Regions from separate parts of the Homo sapiens genome. Here region 2 is linked to region 1. Evidence: read pairs that join two places in POLR2A ChIA-PET (ENCODE). Cell type or tissue: PC-9. All regions are shown on one strand. Each heading gives the region's core, and the rest is flanking DNA. Links, peaks and the distances in the headings are about the cores only.

Region 1 (8,616 bases), core at 2,336-4,835:
GGTTCAGAACAACAGTAGAATATGTTTCCAAGGGCCTGAGCCATGGAGCTTGGATTCAAAAAAATGTGTCCAGAGCCAGGAAAGGACGCCTAGGGAAAAAGCAGTAAGCCAAAGGTTTACTGCTTCTTACTTATAAGAAGAAGGGGAGATTTTTCCCTCTTGTTTCTCTCTCTTTTTTTTTTTTTTTTTTTTTGAGACACCCTCTCGTTCTGTCACCAAGGCTGGACTATAGTGGCACAATCATAGCTCACTGCAGCCTCAAAATCCTGGTTTCAAGAGATCCTCCCACCTCAGCCACCCCAAAATACAGATTAGGGACAAAAGCCCTATTGAAGGGAGTTGAGGAGGCCGTGGCCTCAGAACTCCAGGCAGTTTTTGTTGAAGGGCAGCACATTCTGTGCCAGCAGCTGCTGAAGGACATGTGGGGAGAGGGTGGGTTTTTCCTCCTTTGCTTGTGGAGTGCTCCAACGTAGAGGGGGCAGTTGATGACTTTGAAGGGAGGAGGGATCATTGCAGGAGCAAAGCCCCTGAGAAGGTGGGAGGTATGGGATCCTGAGCTGAGGTGAGGAGCTGGCTTCAGTTAGGAGCACTGTATGCAGAAGGGCGGCAGAGAATGCCAGGGCAGGCACGGGTAGACCGGGCTTGGGAAGCCCTAAGAGTTCCCAGTGGATTGCTTCTGTCTTCTCGATGAATCCTTAGGGTAGGCCACTGAAATGGAAGAGGGTTCCTAGCATTGTTGGGGGGTATGTTAGCAATGGAGGTAGGATGACAGTGAAAGAGAGAAGCAATCTCTCTTGGTCATGGAGAAAGGTACAATAATAAGTAAGGCATTTTTTCTCATCAGTGCTCAGCTCCTGAGAGGCAGGGCGCCCATCCTTTACTGCACATCGTGGAGGGGCGCAGTCTTTCCTGAGGCCAAGGGCATGAAGGTGGGCAGGAGGAGACCCCTGAAGACATAGGGGTTCTGGCAGTAGCCTGGTCAGCCCCGGGGGTGGGCGTTGAGATCGCCAGAGAGGATTTATAGAGTAAGGGCTGCGAGGGTACAGGGGGTGTGTCACGTGGGAAGCGTGTGCAAAGGCTGGCTTGGGCACTTTGGGAGGCTGAGGCGGGGGGATCACACGGTTAGGAGTTCGACACCAGCCTGGCCAATATGGTGAAACCCCGCCTCTACTAAAAATACAAAAATTAGCCGGGCATGGTGGCGGGTGCCTGTAGTCCCAGCTATGCGTGAGGCTGAGGCAAGAGAATCGCCTAAGCCTGGGAGGCGGAGGTTGCAGTGAGCCGAGATCGCGCCACTGCACACCAGCCTGGGGGGACAGAGCGAGACTCCGTCTCAAAAAAAAAAAAAAAAGCGCCTGGCTTGGTAGGAGGAGAATGGCCTGGTGACTGACACAAGTCTCGAACGTGGCGCGGCTGGGGCAGTCGCGTCCCTCAGCCGTCAGCTCCCAACAGCAAGGAAGGAAGCCCTGGCGGACCCCGTGAAGGATACAGGAGCCGATCTCCCCGGGCTCCGAAGCGTAGTCCCAGAGCCCGTCAATCCTACGCCAGCAACGCCCCACGGGTTGCGTTTTCCGGCGCTACAGGAACTTCCTGCGCGGTTGCTGTGGTTGCGAGGGCGTGACAAGTGGGGGTTACCGACGCCGTAAGCACTTCCTGCTCGGCTGCTGTGGTTGCGGGAACGGGACTAGCGCGGTTGCTATGGTTGCGAGGCCGTGACTGGGGGGGGGGGGGTTCCGGCGCCGCAGGAACTTCCTGCGCGGTTGCTGTGATTGAGAGGGCGGGATTAGAAGTTTTGTGCAGTGGTGGGTCCCTCTTCCCTGTTCGCCGGAGCCATTGCGTCCCGTACCATTCCCTTCTCGGGTCGTAGTTCTCCTCCCGCTAGCCTGCCCCAGTCGGGCTCGGGGCCGAAAAGCAGAGGAGAAGATGGAATTTCCTCTGCAGTTGGCGGCGTTCGGTTTTTGCGGCCGGCAGGTGGCAATGTTGCACCATGGAGCCACCCTGCTCGCCTCCCGCCCCGCCCTTCGCGAGCGAAAAAAGGCCGCCGAACCTTTTCCGAGAGAAGAGGCTTTTTTTTTTTCCCTTCCCTGGGGTCTGCGCCGGTAGGTCCCGGAGGCTGAGATTCCGCCCTCTGAGGGGCCCCCTCGCTAAAACTCACAGCCTGTGGACAAAGCCTTTTTGGTTTTCAAATCGGCCTGTTTCCCGCGAGGCTGCCTTCTTCCTTTAGCAACCCTCATTCTGCTGCGCTGAATGCTCTCGTCTTTTTTTTTTGGAGACAGAGTCTCGCTCTGTCGCCCACGCTGCAGTGCAGTGGCGCGATCTCCGCGCACTGCAAGCTCCGCCTCCCGGGTTCACGCCATTCTCCTGCCTCAGCCTCCCGAATAGCTGGGACTACAGGCGACCGCCACCACACCTTGCTAATTTTTTGTGTTTTGTTTAGTAGAGACGGGGTTTCACCTGTTAGCCAGGATGGTCTCGATCTTCTGACCTCGTGATCCACCCGCCTCGGCCTCCCAAAGTGCTAGGATTACAGGCGTGAGCCACCGGGCCCGGCCTGGTCTCATCCTTCTTTTCCCCCCACGCCGTCCTGGCGCCTGTGGACCTTCATCAACGTTTTTTTTTTTTTTTTTGAGACGGAGTCTCGCTTTGTTGCCCAGGTTGGGGTGCAGTGTTGCGAGGCTCACTGCAACCTCCGCCTCCTGGGTTCAAGGGATTCTCCTGCCTCAGCCTCTTGAGTAGCTGAAATTATAGGCAGGCGCCACCACACCCGGCTAATTTTTGTATTTTTAGTACAGACGAGGTTTCACCATGTTGGCCAGTCCAGTCTCGAACTCCTGACCTCAGGTGATCCGCCCGCCTCAGCCTCCTAAAGTGCTGGGATTACAAGCGTGAGCCACCGCCCGGCCCATCAATGTATTCTTTCATTAGGGACTGCGTTCAGCCTCACTGGAGAACGTTGGGAGGCGAGATAACGCAGAATAAAGAAAACGAATCTTAGCCACCGTCCCATCACGCAGCGGTGGCCATTCATTATGCTTTGTGATATTTCCTTAAGAAGGTTTTTCAACCATAAAGGTGCATTTTCCACATACTGAGATTCCTACTTCCGTCGCGACTTCAACATCCTTCTTTTTAACTCGGTTTCACATTTTTGAAAAATTCTTTTTGTAACTTTAATGGTTTTGATTGAAATAATAATGCAAACGTTTTCTGGAACGTTGAAAGTTCCTGTAAAACTTGAGTGCACAATTCATTAACTCGATATCCAAAGACAGCCGTCACTGTGTTATGAGGGTAGGAGCTGTGGTATGTGTGTGTTCCAGTCTTTTGTCCTCAGCACCTGGAAGACTACTTAGAATTTACTAGGTGCCTAATAAACATTGTGAATTAAACTGATATTTACATTTCCAGTCAATTTTCCTTATATATGCAGAGTTAATCTTTTCATAACCCTGGATTATAATATAGCACCGGTTTTCTACATGATTTTTTCGTTTCACATTTTGTAGTGAGCATTTGCCTTTGTCGTTAACATTTCTTAAATGTTTGTCTTGCATCGGTCAGGTCAATTCACTTACAAAAGATAATTTTACTTGTTTATGATATTCAGGAAAGAATTCAGGGCTTTGCATGTAAAACACTCTCCATAATTCCATAAAAATCTCACTGAAGCCGGCCAGCGCAGTGGCTCACGCCTGTAATCCCAGCACTTTGGGAGGCCAAGGTGGGCAGATCACCTGAGGTCGGGAGTTTGAGACCAGCCTGGCTAACATGTTGAAACCCCGTCTCTACTAAAAATACAAAATTAGCTGGGCGTGGAGGTGTGCGCCTGTAATCCCAGCTACTCGGGGGGCTGAGGCAGGAGAATCGCTTGAACCCAGGAGGTGGAGGTTGCAGTGAGCCAAGATCACACCACTGCACTCCTGCCTGGGCAAGAGTGAGACTCCGTCTCCAAAAATAATAATCTCACTGAAGCTTAACTAAGTTGTAGCCTAGAATTGCCTTGATAGAGACGGATCTTTTATTCTGTGTTTTAATCAGCTTTCAATATATTGGCTGTCTTCCACAGGACACTGCCCTAGATCAAGACAATTCACAGAACTGAGATTCTGGATGGCATGCTAAGGTTATCTGGCCCAGTGGTAAGAAGCTACAGTCAGCTTAGCTTGCTGCATTGATATAGTCATGTAATGACGTACTGGGGGCATAAAGAAAAATGCACTAAATATGAACTTAGGGGCCTAATTCCCAACGTGTCATTGGAGTCAGGGACACCATCACTTGACTGGAAGCACCATATGTGAGCCAAGGCTCATCTGACTGCAGTGGTCTTTCTCCATGTCTAGCTAATACTTGTGAAGCTGCTTTAGGCATGCCTCAAATAACTGAAAAAAATCACATACTTCTTTCCAAAAAGGGGGAGGGGGCTCACCGTAAACAGTACTGTACACAAATAATCGGAGTTAATTTATGCAGACAGCTTCTTTACCCTAAAGCTGCGGTTTGATTTGGACAAGAAGTTCTTCACTAATATTCACTTCCTCTCACAGGGCCTCATGCAGGGCCTTGGGCCAGGCCTCAAGAGAAGTCCCTTTCTATTAATAGTTCCTGCCCTGCCAGCCTTACCTATTTGACTGAGTCACTTTGCTTCTCTGGGCTTGCAGCAGCATCCAGGGAGGGGTGTGGTGAGAGTGCCCCTGTTCCCAGCCCAACAGCTCCTCTTTTTTCTCTTATGCATTGGATTTTTTTTTCAAGAAACATGCTTTTACTTTAACAAAAACTGAAATCCACTGGTCTACGTGATTTCTAAGATTTCCTATGTGCTTAGTCACCCACAGATGAAGGAAGATTGGACAGCAATGAAGTTATGAAAATGAGTAAGTACAGCTATCCATAGGAGTAGCGGCTACTACCAAGCAATCGCTCTGCTTAGGTCTCCAGCACTGTCAAGTTACTCTACTGGCCCTTGGCTTAATCAAGACTATTTGAAGATAAACTTTTATCTTTTGTTAAAGCTAATATATTTTTGCTGCCTCATTAAATAGATTAGCCTGTTTCCTAACTAAATAGTTATATAAGGGCCGGGCACGGTGGCTCACGCCTGTAATCCTAGCAATTTGGGAGGCCGAGGCAGGTGGATCACATGGTCAGGAGTTCAAGACCAGCGTGGCTAAGATGGTGAAACCCCGTCTCAACTAAAACTACAAATAATTAGCCAGGCGCTGTGGCAGGCATCTGTAATCCCAGCTACTTGGGAGGCTGAGGCAGGAGAATCGCTTGAACTCGGGCGGCAGAGGTTGCAGTGAACCGAGATCGCACCACTGCACTCCAGCCTGGGTGACAGAGATTCTGTCTCAAAATAGTAGTAGTAATAATAATAATAATAATAATAATAATAATAATAGGCATATAAGAGCATAGACTGTAGCATCACTGAAAACTAAACTCTATAGAAATTTCAGTCCTTTTTTTCAATTTAGTGAGTTTTTCAATATCTTTTCCAAACAGCAAAACACAGTTTTTCCTATATTTGTTTCCCAGTGGCATCTTAGGTTGTATTATTTTGGCACAGACACCCTTCGTTTGTATTTTAAAGATGTAGGGACCCCGTCTCTACAAAAAATTTTTTTAAAATTAGCCAGGTGTGGTTCCAGCTACTCGAGGCTGAAGTGGCAGGATTGCTTGAGCCCAGTAGTTTAAGGCTACAGTGAGCTGTGATCACACCATGGCACTCCAGCTTGGGCAACAGAGTGAGACCTTGTCTCGAAAAAAAGGATGTAAAGAAAGTCTTTACTCTCCCTAAAATTATGATTCCAGAGACTGTATTCTTATCTATTTCAAATCATGTGGATAAGATTTATTGAGCATATACTATGTGTTGGGTACTATACTGAGTCCTTTACATGTACTATTAGTCTCATTGATCATAGAAACCTTTGGAGTTTGTTATTGGTTACTATAATTATTCCTGTTTAACAGATGAGAAAACTGCTACTTAAAGAGACATCAATGCTCAGGTGTGTGATGCTAAAGATGTTTGTATAATGTAAACCCTATGATGACTCAAGGGACAGATTTCCTCATATTATTTTTTTCTTTTTCTTGAGACGGAGTCTCACTCCATCACCCAGGCTGGAGTGCAGTGGGGTGATCTCAGCTTACTGCAACCTCCGCCTCCTGGGTTCAAGCATTTCTCCTGCCTCAACCTCCCGAGTAGCTGGGATTACAGGCACACGCTACCACGCCCAGCTAATCTTTTGTATTTTAGTAGAGACGGGGGGCATGAGCCACTGTACATGCCGTTTTTTTTTTTTTTTTTTTTTGAGACAGGGTCTCTATCACCCAGGCTGGAGTGCAGTGGTGCAATAATGGTTCACTGCAGCCTCGACCTCCTGAGCTCAAGAGATCCTCCCACCTCAGCCTCCCAAGTAGCTGGAATCATACCTGGCTTTTTTTTTTTTTTTTTTTTTTGAGACGGAGTCTCGCTCTGTCACCAGGCTGCAGTGCAGTGACACGATCTCGGCTCACTGCAATCTCCGCCTCCCAGGTTCAAGCGATTCTACTCCGTCAGCCTCCTGAGTAGCTAGGATTACAGGTGCGTGCCACCACACCCAGCTCATTTTTTCGTATTTTTAGTAGAGACAGGTTTTCACCATATTGGCCAGGATAGTCTCCATCTCCTAACCTCGTGATCCACCTGCCTCAGCCTCCCAAAGTGCTGGGATTACAGGTGAGAGCCACCACGCCTGGCAAAACCTGGCTAATTTTTAAAAATTAAAAACAAATCCCAGCACTTTGGGAGGCCAAGGTGGGAGGATCACTTGAGATCAGGAGTTCGAGACCAGCTGGGCCAACATGGTGAAACCCCGTATCTACTAAAAATACAAAAATTGGCCAGGCGTGGTGGCCCGTGCCTGTAGTCCCAGCTACTGTGGAGGCTGAGGCACAAGAATCGCTTGAACCCAGGAGACAGAGGTTGCAGTGAGCCGAGATTGCACCACTGCACTCCAGCCTGGGCAACAGAGTGAGACCCTATCTCAAAATAAATTATTTTTCCAGTCCCTCCTCTTAGACAAGATGAACTCCTTTCATTGCCAGCATATTCTTTTTTGGAGAGAAAACAAAATTATAAGGATATATCATATTCAGGAATTGAGCCAAGAAGGCCTCCATAATGGATCTGAGGAGCAGTTTGTTATTTGGTCTTCTGTTCCTTAGTCGTAACATGGGTCATCCATTTGGACAGGAGAGTGCTGCTGGTCTTAACTAGATGTGACTGGATAGACTTCATGAGGAGTATTCCTATGAGAATAAAAAGAAAAATTATCACTATATCTTGGAAAAGCAGTGCATCCCCAGGACTGTATCCCTGTTGGGAATATTCAAGGGAAAAGGTCATATTCTCAGCCACCCAATGATAACCCAGAGGTCCCAGAGATCAGGACTAGGTGGCAATTCATCAAAAAGACATCAGAAAGGTGTTGGGGGATATATGTACAGCAGTCGTCATTGACAACTGCACAAGTGCATCCATCTCCTAGATCTGCCCGGATGATGGCTAATGCCAGTTGATGATGGACAACAGCCTCTGGAGTTCTTGCATTTCTTGAGTGATTGTGTTAATATTTTTCGTGACATCACTGGTGACTTGGTTGGCTTCATGAATGAGAGCATGGAAAACTCAGGAATTGGGTTGAGCTTCTTCAGTAACCCACAGAGCTGGATTGCCAGAAAAGCCTGCAACCTGAGACCTGTCCCTGTTGGGGGCGAACACATCTAAAACCATTCCAAGTCTTTTAGCTTCTTCAGACAGTTCCTGTTGTTTTCCTGGAGAGAATGGCTGTTTTGCAGAGGGATGTTCTCACTCCTGACAATGGATTGTTCTGTCTAGGAGTGAGAGTTTTACTCTACTTCTGAAAAGGTGGTAAGTTGTCATAACTCTATGCAAATGTATAATCAGAAAGGGAGAAAGAGATGGGTAAGATAACATGACTATCCAATTGGCTGGTTAAAAAAAAAAAGGCAGTGAACCCACAACAAAGTATGAATTGCTTTGGTATTCTCCGGGGGGGAAAAAAACAATTGTCACAATTTATCATGTAACTTTCCTAGGTGCGGCTGGTGTTGGGGCTAAACCCAAGTTACCCACTGCCTTCATTTGGGCTAATAACCTGGCCAGTTTCCTTTGCAGTAGCTTAGGCTCACAAATTTATGATTACAAACAAACACTTCCTTTGGATAAAAACAAGTTCATCTCCTTTGGTGCGTATCCTGGGTAGGGTGTGTTCCTTTTTTAGAGTCGTCAGAGGTCCAGTTTGTATGGGAATATGCCTCAAATGGCAGCCGTACTGGTGGAGAGATTTCTTCCAGGGTAGGAAATGGAGGAGTTGTAAAATACAATTGACAGGAAAAGGTGAGCAGAGCCAATAGGTGACATTAGCTTCATAAGCCTGAGCAAGAAAATGAGAAAGATTTGAGGTATTGAGTAAGGGCAGAGGAGAAAGGGAGAAGGAAATGGGGAGAACAAGGAGAGGAAACAGAAATAGCAGAGTGAGAATACAAGTTGGTAGCGATAGTATAATTTTTGGCTAACAGGAAACACCTTACAAAGTTTCTTAA
Region 2 (3,402 bases), core at 460-2,959, 66 kb after region 1:
AGCCGAGTGTGCTGGTGTACACCTGTAGTCCCAGCTACTCAGGAGGCTGAGGATTGCTTGAGCCTGAGAGGCCAAGGGTGCAGCAAACCGTGATTGTGGCACTGCACTCTAGCCTGGGTGAGAGAGTAAGACCCTGTCTCAAAAAAAAAAAAAAAAATCTATTTGCCTTATTTTTGTGGATAGTTCAACAGAAAGAGAACAGTCTTTTCAACAAATGGTGTTGGAAACATTGGACATCCAGGATATTTATCCTAGAAGAAGGAAAATTTATGTTTACACAAAAATCCATGCACAAATGTTTATGGCAGCTCTATTCATAATTGTACCAAACTAGAAATGACCCAAATGTCCTTCAATGGGTGCATGGATAAACAAGATCTGCTACACACATACAATGGAATATTATTCAGAAAAAAAGAAGGAACTATTGATATATTCAACGATTTGAATGAAACTCAAGGGGTCGAGCGCAGTGGCTCATGCCTATAATCCCAGCACTTTGGGAGGCCGAGGCGGGCGGATCAGAAGTTCGAGACAACCCTGGCCAACATGGTGAAACCCCGTCTCTACTAAAAATACAAATATTGGCAAGGCATGGTGGTGCGTGCCTGTAATCCCAGCTACTCAGGAGGCTGAGGCAGGAGAATAGAATCGCTTGAACCCGGGAGATGGAGGTTGCAGTGAGCCGAGATCACGCCACTGCACTCCAGCCTGGGCAACAGAGCAAGACTCTGTCTCAAAAAAAAAAAAGAAAAGAAAAGAAAAGAAAGGAAAAGAAAAGAAAAGAGACTATGCTGAGTGAAGAAGCCAGTCTCAAAAGACTACAGGCTGTATTATTCCATTTCTATGATATCCTGGAAAAGACAATAGTATAGTGATAAGAGAACAGATCCGTGGGTGCCAGCGCTTAGGGGTGGGAGAAGGAAGTGACTATACAAGGGCAGCACAAGGAACCCAGGAAGTTCTTTGGGGTGATGCATATGTTCTGGATACTGACTGTGATGGTGGTTATATCTATCTATACAGGTGTTCAAATTCACAGAACTATACCTCAAGTGTCCATTTTACTGTATAATTTCAAAAATTAAGAAAATTTGCCCACCAGACAGGTTAGAATCCTTGCTTTCTGTAAAACTGTTATAATACAGACATATGTATGCCTAAACACTATTGTTATTTGCTTTTGAGCCATGTAGAAAGGGAATCACATAGCATATCCTCTTTTATATCTGGCTTCAGTCACCTAATGTTATGTCTCTGTATGGTCTAGCTCATTCCTTCTCATAGCTGTGCAGTAATTCATAGTGTGAATCTGGCAGAATTTATTTATGCAACTTCTTATTGGTGTGTAGTTGGGTTGTTTCCAGTTTTTAGCTATTACAAGTAGGGTTACTCTATGAACATCATTGCATGTACAAGAATTCTCATCACAGGTCTGGATGGTCAAAAAGTAAATCAAACACTAATTAACGATCCAATAGGAGAATGACTGAATAAACTATGGCTACAATAAATGATGGCATATAATCCAAATCAGGTCAGAACAGGTGAGTCATTATTTGGATAAATTACCCAAGTGTTAACCTGGTGGCTGTTGTGATGATGACGCATGGCTCTAATGACTGCATGTGGGTCGCAGTAACTCACAGTGAGCTCACTGGGCTCGTCTCGGGGCACCCATAGGCAGAGATGACGACAACAGGAAGGAACAGTGACAAAGCAGGTGGCCACCCCAGAACACTATAGAGAAAATCTCACCTGGTCCCCAGACCATGGTTCTGCTCACAACCTCAGAACTTCCCTCGCCTGACTGTCCTGAGCACTTCCAGGAAGGCAGCCCCTGGCTGTCCCTGAGGTGGCCGCATCTGTCCTTCCCCACCAACCCTGACCCACTCCTCCTCCTCTTGGGCCAAATCTGCTTTATTAACGCCTCAGCTCCCCTCCATTCATGAGCATCCCCTGCATGTTGGGGGTATAATGATGCTCACTGCGCAGGTGAGGAGACTGAGTGTCGTAGAGGGCAGCAGCTGGGCCTGCAGCTGCACAGCAGGTCAGTGGGCCTGTGCTGGGTGGGCCGTGCCTCACCCCACAGCTGTGCACCCCCTCAAGCTGTATGGAGATTGTCTGCTGCCTCCTCTTCTGAGGGATCCTCCTGGTCCCTGTCTCCCCAAACCACCAGGCCTGGAGCTTCTAGACCCAGAGTTCAGGCCCTGGGAGAGGACAGGGTGGAGGCGGAGCCGGCAGCTGGCCAGGATCTGGCTGGGGGGTTGGTGGCCTTTTCCTGAGCCCCAGGCTCTGTTGGAGCCTGCCCCCAGTATCTTCAGGATCCAGGCTGGTGCCCTCAGGACTCGCCAACCTATAGCCTGACCTGCCTCAGAGCCAGTGCATCTTGTAGAAGAAAGCATATAATGCAATCATTAAATAAGAAAAGGAAGACAAAATTATATGAGAATTTTCCTTTAGCCATGGAAATGAGCTTCTGGTACAAGGAGAAGAAGTAGGAAGGAGTGAAAAGCCATCTGCAGATGACCCCAACAGCACTAAAACCTGGCCCTAGGCTGCCCCTACCTGTCCACATGCAGAGAGGGAGGCTCCAAGAGACACCCAGCCTGGAGCTCATGCACCCTGAGGCCTCTGACCCCACCAGGAGTGAATGTTTAAGACTGTTCCTCTGTCTTCTCTGAGGCTTTCCCGGTCTTGGAGATGAGATGCCCCCTGCTGGCAAAGGTGGATATCACTGCAACGTGGCTGCACTGTGCCTGGAGACACCAAGACCTCACCGTGGGACCACAGGCTTCAGTCAGGCTTCCCTGACTGAAAGGAAAAGGTCACTTTGACTTAGCAGGAAGCTCAGGTTTGGACTTGGTCCCACCCTGGACAACAGACACGGAGAAGAGGAAGTGGAGGGGTTGTAGGATGTGGGTGGGTGACAGCAGGGCTGAGGGCTGAGGACAGAATGAGCAGGGGCCACTGTGAGACTAAGATGCTAGCTCTGGCCAGGTACGGTGGCTCATGCCTGTAATCCCAGCATTTTGGGAGGCCAAGGCGGGTGGATCACTTGAGGTCAGGAGTTCAAGTCCAGCCCGGCCATCATGGCAAAACCCCATCTCTACTAAAAATACAAAAATTAGCCATGCATGTTGGCGTGCACCTGTAATCCCAGCTACTCTGGAGACTGAGGCAGGAGAATCGCTTGAACCTGGGAGGTGCAGGTTGCAGTGAGCCGAGATCGCTCCACTGCACTCCAGAGTGGGCGATAGAGTGAGACTGTCAAGAAAAGAAAAGAAAAGAAAGAAAAGAAAAGAAAAGAAAAGAAAAGAAAAGAAAAGAAAAGAAAAGAAAAGAAAAGATGCTGGCCCTGGTCAGAAGGAGGAGGAGGAAGAGGAGGACCAGGAAGGCCTC

Evidence for each region. ChIA-PET counts read pairs that join two places held together with the same protein. Peaks named below come from ENCODE experiments on the same cell type or tissue, not always from the same donor. Only the 100,000 strongest peaks of a DNase experiment are listed, where the experiment ranks them.
Region 2: POLR2A ChIA-PET joins it to region 1 with 5 read pairs; 13 of 35 experiments call an interaction of 5 or more read pairs at or near these places.

The regions. Positions count from the first base shown.
Region 1 is chrX:52,919,319-52,927,934 of GRCh38, forward strand. LOC124905190 (a long non-coding RNA gene) reads left to right here and starts at 3,907. Exons shown (of 3, transcript XR_007068242.1): 1 at 3,907-4,139; 2 at 4,548-4,874. RefSeq lists enhancers at 1,121-1,724, 1,416-1,475, 2,006-2,135, 4,489-4,618, 4,679-4,888 and 1 more. In PC-9, for the core only: no CTCF peak of the experiment used is centred there; no DNase peak of the experiment used is centred there; H3K4me3 peaks cover 266 bases; H3K27ac peaks cover 110 bases.
Region 2 is chrX:52,987,508-52,990,909 of GRCh38, forward strand. It overlaps a transcript of FAM156A not described here. Among named protein-coding and RNA genes, the nearest start is that of FAM156A, 31 kb to the left of the region's middle. RefSeq lists an enhancer at 2,164-2,743. In PC-9, for the core only: a CTCF peak has its summit at 2,696 (motif pointing left); a DNase peak (open chromatin) is centred at 1,634.